Linked DNA regions of Homo sapiens: region 1 is linked to region 2. Evidence: read pairs that join two places in POLR2A ChIA-PET (ENCODE). Cell type or tissue: GM12878. All regions are shown on one strand. Links, peaks and the distances in the headings refer to the core of each region. The heading gives the core; the rest is flanking DNA. Region 1 overlaps LINC00885 (long intergenic non-protein coding RNA 885). Region 2 overlaps TFRC (transferrin receptor).

What was found. Peaks named below come from ENCODE experiments on the same cell type or tissue, not always from the same donor. Only the 100,000 strongest peaks of a DNase experiment are listed, where the experiment ranks them.
Region 1: POLR2A ChIA-PET joins it to region 2 with 10 read pairs; 8 of 35 experiments call an interaction of 5 or more read pairs at or near these places.

Annotation. Positions count from the first base shown.
Region 1 is chr3:196,157,220-196,162,668 of GRCh38, reverse strand. LINC00885 (long intergenic non-protein coding RNA 885) reads right to left here. Exons shown (of 3, transcript NR_034088.1): 3 at 1,779-2,769. Among named protein-coding and RNA genes, the nearest start is that of LINC00885, 17 kb to the right of the region's middle. RefSeq lists a silencer at 2,163-2,212 and enhancers at 2,513-2,712, 2,733-2,802. In GM12878, for the core only: no CTCF peak of the experiment used is centred there; DNase peaks (open chromatin) are centred at 2,033 and 2,498; H3K4me3 peaks cover 309 bases; H3K27ac peaks cover 1,222 bases.
Region 2 is chr3:196,070,802-196,076,105 of GRCh38, reverse strand. TFRC (transferrin receptor) reads left to right here. Exons shown (of 19, transcript NM_001128148.3): 3 at 746-947; 4 at 1,981-2,176; 5 at 3,954-4,103; 6 at 4,608-4,710. It also overlaps the pseudogene RNU7-18P. Among named protein-coding and RNA genes, the nearest start is that of TFRC, 8.6 kb to the left of the region's middle. RefSeq lists a silencer at 2,764-2,813. In GM12878, for the core only: a CTCF peak has its summit at 2,686 (motif pointing left); DNase peaks (open chromatin) are centred at 2,635 and 3,565; H3K4me3 peaks cover 209 bases.

The DNA.
Region 1 (5,449 bases), core at 285-5,284, 87 kb before region 2:
ATCAAGCATATTAAAACACACCTGTGGCCCACATCAAGTATTTTTTGCTGTAATTTTTTTTTTTTTTGAGACAGAGTCTCGCTCCATTGCCCAGGCTGGAGTGCAATGGCATGATCTTGGCTCACTGCAGCCTCCGCCTCCTGGGTCCAAGTGATTCTCCTGCCTCAGCCTCCCAAGTAACTGGAACTACAGGCTGATGCCAACATGCCTGGCTAATTCTGGTATTTTTAGTAGAAACGTGGTTTCACCATGTTGGTCAGGCTGGTCTCGAACCCATGACCTCAGGTGATCTGCCCACTTTGGCCTCCCAAAGTGCTGGGATTACAGACATGAGTCACCACTCTTGGCTGCTGTAAACTTTTTGAAAGGGCTTTGAGAAAGCTGCTTTATAAATTATTTGACAAATAAATAACTTATTGAATTTTTTTTTCCTTGAGGCAGAATCTTGCTCTGTTGTCCCGGCTGGAGAGCAGTGATGCCATTCTTGGCTCATTCAACCTCTGCCTCCCGGGTTCAAATGATTCTCCAGCCTCAGCGTCCCAAGTAGCTGGGACTACAGGCTCGCACTACCATGCCCACCTAATTTTTGTATTTTTAGTAGAGACAGGGTTTCATCATGTTAGCCAGGATGCTCTCGAACTCCTGACCTCATGTGATCTGCCCACCTCGGCTTCCCAAAGTGCTGGGATTACAGGCATGAGCCACTGCGCCCAGCCAATAAATAATTTATTGAATGTCGATTGGTTATAATTTTTCTTTCCCTTTTTTTTTTTTTTTTTGAGACGAAGTCTTGCTCTGTCGCCCAGGCTGGACTGCAATGGTATGATCTTGGCTCACTGCAGCCTCCACCTCCCAGGTGCAACCAATTCTCCTGCCTGAGCCTCCTGAGTAGCTGGGATTACAGGTGCCCACTACCATGCCTGGCTAATTTTTGTATTTTTAGTAGAGACGGGGTTTCACCATGTTGGTCAGGCTGGTCTTGAACTCCTGACCTCAGGTGATCCAACTGCCTCGACCTCCCAAAGTGCTGGGACTACAGGCATAAGCCACTGTGCCTGGCCAATTTTTCTTTTTTAGAAGTTTATTTTAGGCCAGACGCAGTGGCTCACGCCTGTATTCCCAGCACTTTGGGAGGCCAAGGTGGGTGGATCACGAGGTCAGGAGATCGAGACCATCCTGACCAACATGGTGAAACCCCATCTCTACCAAAAATACAAAAATTACCTGGGCGTGGTGGCAGACGCCTGTAATCCCAGCTACTCCGGAGGCTGAGGCAGGAGAATCACTTGAACCTGGGAGGTGGAGGTTGCCGAGATCATGCCACTGCACTCCAGTCTGGACACAGAGCTAGACTCTGTCTCAGAAAAAAAAAAAAAAAAAAAAAAAAAAAAAAAATATATATATATATATATATATATATTTTAATTTAGTTTTTATTTGGAATGCAGTGGTGTGATCACGGCTCAGTGTAACTTCAACCTCCTGGGCTCAAGTGATCCTCCTGCTTCAGCCTCCTGAATAGCTGGGACCACAGGTGCCTGCCACCAGCTGCCTAACTTTTTTTTTTTTTTTTTTTTTTTTTTTTTGTAGAGATGGAGTCTTTGCTATGTTGCCCAGGCTGGTCTCAAACTCCTGGCCTCAAGTGATCTTCCCTCCTTGGTCTCCCAAATTATTGGAATTATAGGCGTGAGCCACTGCCCCCAGCCTGGTTATGATTTTTTAGTGATCATGGTGTCTATTGGAAATTCTTAGAAAGTAAGAAATGCTACAAAATGTTTCTAAATGTAGTGCCATTTTCTTGAATACTGAATGAATTCATTTACAAGCCAGTTAGTAAACCATTAGCAACTGAAGATTGTCCATGTTGGCAGTATTTACACGACGGAAATAGCAAACACTACAAATCAGTGAAGTGTACAAATCAGTGTGGTCATTCATAGCACCAACCCTGCCCCAGCTGATTTACTCCTGATCACTGGGAAATTATTTGTTTTTTCTTTTAATCTCTGGGTGACTCAAATGTGTAGTCAGCAATCTGGAAGAAGTTCAGGATCTTGAGTCCACTGAGATAGGCCCCAACAGGGACTGTGGCTCAAGAGGAACCCGGACTGAATTCCATCTAGAAGGAGGACTCACTCCGGGAAAGAGGGAGTGCTCCTTAGGGAGGTGCTCCCTGCCTCCAGCCCAGGCCTTGCTCTTGGTGAGTGGTCATTTAGAGCAGGGGTTTCATGTCTTCATGTCTTTGTATTTGCACAGTAGTCAATTTATTTACTGCTGCCACTTTATTCAGTAACCTTTAGCCTATTAATTGTGTTTATTTTATTTCCCTTTTCGTCTTTCAGTGTTACTAGGCCCTGCTGGCAAACAGAATTGAGGGGGGCCTGCCCAGCAGGGAGGAAGGAGGGGCCACAGCGAGGAGTGTCTGGGACTCAGCTGAGCCTTTCTTGCCTCTGAGGCAGGTGGCCTGGGGAAGTCCTTGATCTTGAACCAGCCGGTTACAGTCTGCGGGTGGCCCCACCTTCAAAGTAAGAAATCCCCATGATTCCACTGGGGCGGCTTCAGCCAGAGGAAGCTGATGAGCCCAAGAGCTTCCTGAAAGCTGCCCAGGGCTCCTGAACAAAGGCTCCAGCTCTGAGAGGCCGTGTGAAACCGGCAAGAGCATGGAGTTACTCACGGGGCAATGGAGCATGGCACGTTCAGCGTGGAGTCCAGCGAACTGAAGGACAAATTAGATGTGCGTGTTTCAATGGAGGGGACTCTCAAAACAAGCTGTGGAGTAAAACAATGAAGGTTACCAAACCACGCACAGCACACACTGCCATTTGTGGGAACGCACTCACGTACAAACACTGAACCAGTGAAACGCCGTCTCTACTCAAAATACAAAAAATTAGCTGGGTGTGGTGGCCCGCACCTGTAATCCCAGCTACTTGGGAGGCTGAGGCAGAAGAATTGCTAGAACCTGGGAGGCGGAGGTGGCAGTGAGCCAAGATCATGCCATTGCAGTCCAGCCTGGGTGACGAGCGCGAAACTCCGTCTCAGACAACAACAACGACAACAAAACTAGTGACTGGAGAGGGTTTCGAAAGAACAAGCTGACCTGATGGACAAAGATATACATCAAAGATATATATATATATATACACCATATATAAACACTATTTAGAGTCTTTTTTTTTTTTTTTTGAGATGGAGTCTTACTCTGTTGCCCAGGCTGGAGTGCAGTGGTGTCATCTTGGCTCACTGCAACCTCCACCTCCCAGATTCAAGCGATTCTCCTGCCTCAGCCTCCCAAGTAGCTGGGGATTACAGGTGTGCGGCACCATACGCAGCTAATTTTTTGTATTTTTAGTAGAGATGGGGCTTCACCGTGTTGGCCAGGCTGGTCTCTAACTCCTGACCTCCACCCGCCTCGGCTTCCTAAAGTGCTCAGATTACAGGCATGAGCCACTGTGCCTGGCCACAATTTAGAGTCTTTATAAAGACAGGCTCCAAATAAAATTCGAGGTCTCTCCCCAGGGACATAGAAAAGAGAGTGGTCATGGCTGGACATCATGGTTCATGCCTGTAATCCCAGCACTTTGGGAGGCCAAGGCAGGCGGATCATGAGGTCAGGAGTTCGAGACCAACCTGGCCAATATGGTGAAACCCTGTCTCTACTAAAAATACAAAAATTAGCCAGACGTGGTGGCGTGTGCCTGTAGTCCCGGCTACTGGGGAGGCTGAGGCAGGAGAATAGCTTGAATCCGGGAGGCAGAGGTTGTAGTGAGCCAAGATCGTGCCACTGCACTCCAGCCTGGGCAATAGAGCAAGACTCTGTCTCAGAAAAAAAAAAGAGGCACCTTGAGTTTCCTAAGGGTAGGCCATGTCAGGTGAACAGCCCCTTTTATTCACAGGAGAAGGGAAGGGAAGAAGCAAACATCTGTAACAGGTTTCTCACTCCAGGCTCCATGCTGGGTGACCTGAGCGCTCACAGCAGCCTAAGGGTTAGTCAGGTGTCTCGTTTTACAGATGCCGAAACTGAAGGGCTGCAGTGAGTGTTGTGAGAAACTCCTCTCAGAGTTGTGTGGTGTGTGAAACATTATGGGACTTAATTACTTAAATGTGTTTGGAAATTCAACACCACAGATTAAGAATGTAGACATTATGTCATCAAACCTGGTTTTTAATCACAGCTCCTCTGCCTATTAGCTCAAGGACTTTAAACATATTATTTAATGTCTCTAAGCCTCAGTTTTCATATTTTTAAACTAGTGCTGATTATAATACACCTCTTAGGTTGTTGTGAGGATTGAATAAAATAAAATGAGCAAAGTGAAAAAAAAAAAAAGAAATTTGCTTCAGGGGGCAGTTGAAAATCTGGGTTCAGGCCGGGTGCCATGTCTCACGCCTGTAATCCCAGCACTTTGGGAGGTTGAGGTGGGCAGATCACCTGAGGTCAGGAGTTCGAGACCAGCCTGGCCAACAAAGCAATGTCCTGTCTCTACAAAAAGTAGAAAAATTAGCCAGGCGTGGTGGCACACACCTGTAATCCCAGCTACTTGGGAAGCTGAGGCAGGAGAATCCCTTGAATCCAGGAGGCGGAGTTGCAGTGAGCTGAGACTGTGCCACTGCACTCCAGCCTGGGCAACAGAGCGAGACTCTGTCTCAGTAATAATAATTAATAATAATAAATAGAGAGTTACAGGGATCATGGCGGACGGGAGGCAGGACTAGATTGCAGCTGTGACTCAGATGGACAGAGCAGCTGTGGAGACTCACATAGTGAATTTTTGCTCTGGAATGACTGCAGGAATAAAGCAGGAAAGCTGAGAGCACCCACAGACCCCATGAAGGAAGCAGATCGCTCCTGCAGGACCCATGAGACACCCCAAATACTGTGCTGGTATCCATGGCTGAGAGACTCACACAGACAGTTCACATCACAGGACTCAGTGCAGACAACCCCAGTACCAGCCTGGAGCCTGGTAGACGTGCTGGGTGGCTAAATCCAGAAGAGAGATAACAATCGCTATAGCTTGTCCTCAGGAAGCCACATCCATAGGAAAAGGGGGAGAGTGCTACATCAAGGGAACACCCCGTGGGACAAAAGAATCTGAACAGCAGCCTTGAGCCCTAGACCTTCCCTCTGACAGAGACTACCAAAATGAGAAGGAACCAGAAAACCAACTCAAAACAAGGTTCTTTAACACCTCCAAAAAATCACACTAGCTCACCAGCAATGGACCCAAACCAAGAAAAAAATCCCTGGTTTACCTGAAAAAGAATTCAGGAGGTGAGTTATTAAGCTAACTAGGGAGGCACCAGAGAAAGGCGAACCCCAATGTAAGGAAAAAAATGATACAAGAAGTGAAGGGAGAAATATTCCAGGAAATAGGCAGCATAAATGAAAAACAATCAAAACTTCAGGAAACATTGGACACACCTAATAGAAATGCAAAATGCTCTG
Region 2 (5,304 bases), core at 290-5,289:
GAATGCAGTGTGCAATCTTAGCTCACTGTAACCTCCGCCTCCTGAGTTCAAGCGATTCTCCTGCCTCAGCCTCCTGGGTGGCTGAGATTACAGGCGTGCGACACCATGCCCAGCTAGTGGTTTTTTTTTTTTTGAATTTTTAGTGAGAGGGGATTTCACCATGTTGGTCAGGCTTGTCTCAAACTTCTGACCATAAATGATCTGTGTGCCTCGGCCCCCCCCAGAGTGCTGGGATTACAGGCATGAGCCACTGTGTCTGGTCTATTCTCTCTTTTCTGTCTTCTATCTTATGCTTAGTCAGAATTTCTGCTTATTTATAACTTTGTTTTATTCTTGCTCCCTTGCTCCCACCAACATCATGGTCTGGGTTACTGCATAGTATCCTGAACTGATTTGTGCCCCTAGTCCCAGCTACTCAGGAGGCTGAGGTGGGGGAATCAGTAGAGCCCAGGATTTTGAGGCTGCAGTGAGCTGTGATCACACCACTGTACTCCATCCTGGGAGAGAGAGGGAGACCTTGTCTCAAAAAAAAAAAAAAATTTACAAAAAGGGAGAGACTGACTGAGAAGACCAGTGTGAACTAGCCCTTGACTGGGCCCAGGGAAGAATGTTGGTTTGAAAGGAGAACACCCTAAGGAATATATAGCAAGTTATAGTAATGGCCCAATAACAAGCATATACCTAAACGAGCTTTTCCTAAACATTCCCGTGCCTGTTCTTCATCATGCCTTTTTCCGCAACACAGTTTGGTGGAGAACCATTGTCATATACCCGGTTCAGCCTGGCTCGGCAAGTAGATGGCGATAACAGTCATGTGGAGATGAAACTTGCTGTAGATGAAGAAGAAAATGCTGACAATAACACAAAGGCCAATGTCACAAAACCAAAAAGGTGTAGTGGAAGTATCTGCTATGGGACTATTGCTGTGATCGTCTTTTTCTTGATTGGTGAGAATGACCATTCCAAACTTCAATGTTTTCTATAACCAACTCTGGGAAGTCTGTTATGTCAGCTCAGCATATAGTTATTTTGTACCTTATTTTTTTTTTTTTTTTTTTTGGAGACAGAGGCTTACTCTCTTGCCTAGGCTAGAGTGCAGTGGCACCATGTTGGCTCACTGCAACCTCAGCCTCCCAGGTTTAAGCGATTCTCTGCCTTAGCCTCCTGAGTAGCTGGGACTATAGGCGCCCACGACCACACCTGGCTAATTTTTTTTTTTTTTTTTTTGAGTTGGAGTCTCACTCTGTGGCTCAGGCTGGAGTGCAGTGGCGTGATTTCGGCTCACTGCAATCTCCGCCTCCCAGGTTCAAGCGATTCTTCTGCCTCAGCCTCCTGAGGAGCTGGGACTACAGGCGTGCACCACCACACCTGGCTAATTTTTGTATTTTTAGTAGAGACGGGGTTTCACCATGTTGGTCAGGCTGGTCTCTAACTCCTGACCTCGTGATCTGCCCGCCTCAGCCTCCCAGAGTGCTGGGATTACAGGCATGAGCCACTTTCCCGTCCACTTTATGCCTTTTTAAGTGCCACTAGGAAGACAATCATGAGTAGATTCTATACCTGTCATTGAATTTAATCTGGTTGGAAAGAGAGACCCATGAATTATTTCAATACGACGTGCAAGTGTTTTCTTTTTATTTATGTATTTTTTTGTTTGCTCCCACTCCACCAGGAAGCAAATGCTACGCTAGAAAATATCCGCAGGACACTGGCGGTGCAGCAGCTCAGTCTCATGTTTCAAGGGGGTCTTTTGGAAAAAACTACCTATGTTTTGAATAGGTAGCTATTTGAAATAAAGCTAGTATATAATTTATTAAGTGGTTTAAAGTATACAAAACTGAGATGCATTATATACTTTAAAACTACTTAGAATTTGATGAAAACCAGTATTTTCAAGGCTTACCTGAAAATATTAACAGATTAACAGGGATAGATTACAAATGAAATTCTGAGTTCAGCTCTGGAACTTTGTCTCTTTAGGATTTATGATTGGCTACTTGGGCTATTGTAAAGGGGTAGAACCAAAAACTGAGTGTGAGAGACTGGCAGGAACCGAGTCTCCAGTGAGGGAGGAGCCAGGAGAGGACTTCCCTGCAGCACGTCGCTTATATTGGGATGACCTGAAGAGAAAGTTGTCGGAGAAACTGGACAGCACAGACTTCACCGGCACCATCAAGTGAGTGCCAGCTGCTGTGCAAGTATCTAGACAAGTAATTCAAGAATTATGATAGGCCACGGGGAAACAATAATGGTGACACTGTGGGGAATGGCTTGTTAGAGAAGACAAGACTTGTCATGTTTAGCTAAAGAGGGGAAGGGGCCTGTAAAAAACTGAAACTATACTGGTAGGGGAAAAGGTAGAACTTCTCTGGGGAGTCTCCTTTTTCTTAAAAAATTAATAGGCCCTTGATGTTTTCCCCATCTTTGTAGCTTATTGCTTGCTGTCATTCTCTGGCTCTGATTTTTCTTCTTAACCTCTTGTAACGTTGTACTAAGCTCTGCTTTGCTGACAAGGACATCAGTAGCTTTTCTCTGTTTTAGGAAGCAACACATGCCAGAAGTAGCCTTTTTCATCTCCTTGATCATGGGTAACTGCCTGCCTTAAGTCTCTAGTGCTTCTTAATTTCTGTGATACTCACCCATTAACCCCTAGGCCAGTCAGTATCCAGAGACAATGTCTCCCTCTGGTGGAGGCTGGAATACGGTGGCGTGCTCTCATCTCACCGCAGCTTCATCCCCCTACCATAGCCTCCTGAGTAGCTGGGACTATAAGCACGCAGCACCACACCCAGCTAATTTTTTTTTTTTTTTTTTTAAGAGATGGAGTCTCACCATGTCTCCCAGGCCGGTCTGTTCTTAGATTTTTATTTATTTACTTATTTATTTTGAGATGGAGTCTTACGTGTTGCCCAGGCTGGAGTGCAGTGGCACGATTTCAGCTCAGTGCAACCTCTGTCTCCCAGGTTTAAGCAATTCTCCTACCTCAGTCTCCTGAGTAGCTGAGATCACAGGCTTGTACCACCATGCTCTGCTAATTTTTGTGGGTTTTTTTTTTTTTTTTTTTTTTTTGCAGAAACGGGATTTCACCATGTTGGCCAGGCTGGTGTCTAACTCCTGACCTCAGATGATCCTCCTGTCTTGGCTCCCAAAGTGCTGGAATTACAGGATGAGGCACTGCACCTGGCCAAATTTCTATTTTATATTTATTTATTTATTTTATTTGTAATGGGCTTTCTGGCAAAAACTAGAAAGCATGCTAGACAAATTCTAAAAGAGCTGTAACACTTGTCCATAGAGTTTTACTATCTTTGCACATACATGCCTCTGTGCAAAGAATAAATTTATCTTTTCCTTTTTGCAAGCTTCCTACACTTACAGTGGTACTATAATTCTTTAGTCTTAAGTTATGGCATTTTCTACTTCATCTAGTTGATGCTTTTGTGTTTATTTACTGTACACCAGACCTTATGGTTAAAGTGAGAGTATAGTCCACCCCACAAAAATGTAAGAACTAATATGCTGAGTAAATAGAAAGAAGTATGGGAGATCGGACCAAGGAGCAGTTCTGCTTCAGGGTATTCAGATGCTTCACAAGTAGGTGAGAATTGAAACTATGCACTCTGTTCAGCACAGTATTACTATCTTAGATTTTATAGTAGATCTGGAAGCTACTCATTTCCCCTAAAACTATCCTAAGCAGATACATTGTGTTATGATGAGGCTCTTGAAGGAGTGCTTTGTAGTGGGTAAAGAAGCTTTGAAGTTACAAGATTTGGGGCAAAATTTTTTTTCTTTTGTGATATTCTGGTCAGTCTAGAAGTTTTGGGTCACAGTTCATTTATCTGAACTATGAGGGATAATATTTTGCTTTCAAAACAATTTGTTTAATCCTTGACTTAAATGTTTATTTTAAAGTAAACTTAAGTTCATTTAAAAGGCATTTTCTCCTCCAGGCTGCTGAATGAAAATTCATATGTCCCTCGTGAGGCTGGATCTCAAAAAGATGAAAATCTTGCGTTGTATGTTGAAAATCAATTTCGTGAATTTAAACTCAGCAAAGTCTGGCGTGATCAACATTTTGTTAAGATTCAGGTCAAAGACAGGTATGTTGAAAGATGGTAAACTTATTTTTATACAAGTAGCTATTTTCAGGTGTGCTAAATATAGCAAAGACTTTTTGTTAGTGTTGTTGGCTTTTTTTTGAAATGGAGTCTCGCTCTGTTGCCCAGGCTGGAGTGCAGTGGCACAATCTCTGCTCACTGCAGCCTTTGCCTTCTGGGTTCAAGTGATTCTCCTGCCTTAGCCTCCAGAGCAGCTGGGATTACAGGCGCACGCCACCACGCCCAGCTAATTTTTGTATTTTTAGTAGAGGTGGGATGGTCTCGAACTTTTGACCTCAGGTGATCAGCCCGCCTGGGCCTCCCAAAGTGCTGGGATTACAGGCGTGAGCCACCGCATGCGGCCCAAAGGCTTTTAAAATAAAAATCAAGCTTAAGATTTAGAGGTAAATTTCCTCAAGCCAAATAATGCAAGACATACTAAATGTAAGCTATTGTGTTTTTTGGAAGGATGACCTTAGGCTTATTTTAACTTAATCTTTTTAACAGCGCTCAAAACTCGGTGATCATAGTTGATAAGAACGGTAGACTTGTTTACCTGGTGGAGAATCCTGGGGGTTATGTGGCGTATAGTAAGGCTGCAACAGTTACTGTAAGTAAAGCAAAACAGTGCATGAGACTCTTCCCTATTGAATCATTCAAAACTCATCTTTTCTGTTCTTAGGAGTTATAAATTTACCTGTAAAATGTAAATGATCATGAGATATTTTGGTTTTCAACCCTCTAATGACACAGTCAACATGCATTGTCTTCTCTCTCTAATCACTTTCCCCATGTCCTGTTTTATTTTTTCTTTATAGTACTGCTAGCAGCTGACATTATCTATGCCTTTGTTTCCATTAGAATGTGAGCCAGATGAAGAATCATGGGTTAGTTCTATTTACTGCCATGTTGCAGAGCTTTGGAGAATGCCTGACATACATAGTAGTATTTGCTAAACAAATGCATATCCTCCCTGTGGGGACAGATGTAAATATCCATCTTGGCTGGGGCCTAGTCTTAGCTTGATTCGTTAATGCTTGATCTTTTTCTATTTTTGTTTTGAGACAGGGTGTCACTCTGTTGCCCTAGCTGGAGTGCAGTGGCGTGAGCTTGGCTCACTGCATTCTCCACCACCACCCAGGCTCAAGTGAGCCTCTTGAGTAGCTGAGATGTCCAGTTAATTTTTATTTTTTATTTTATTATT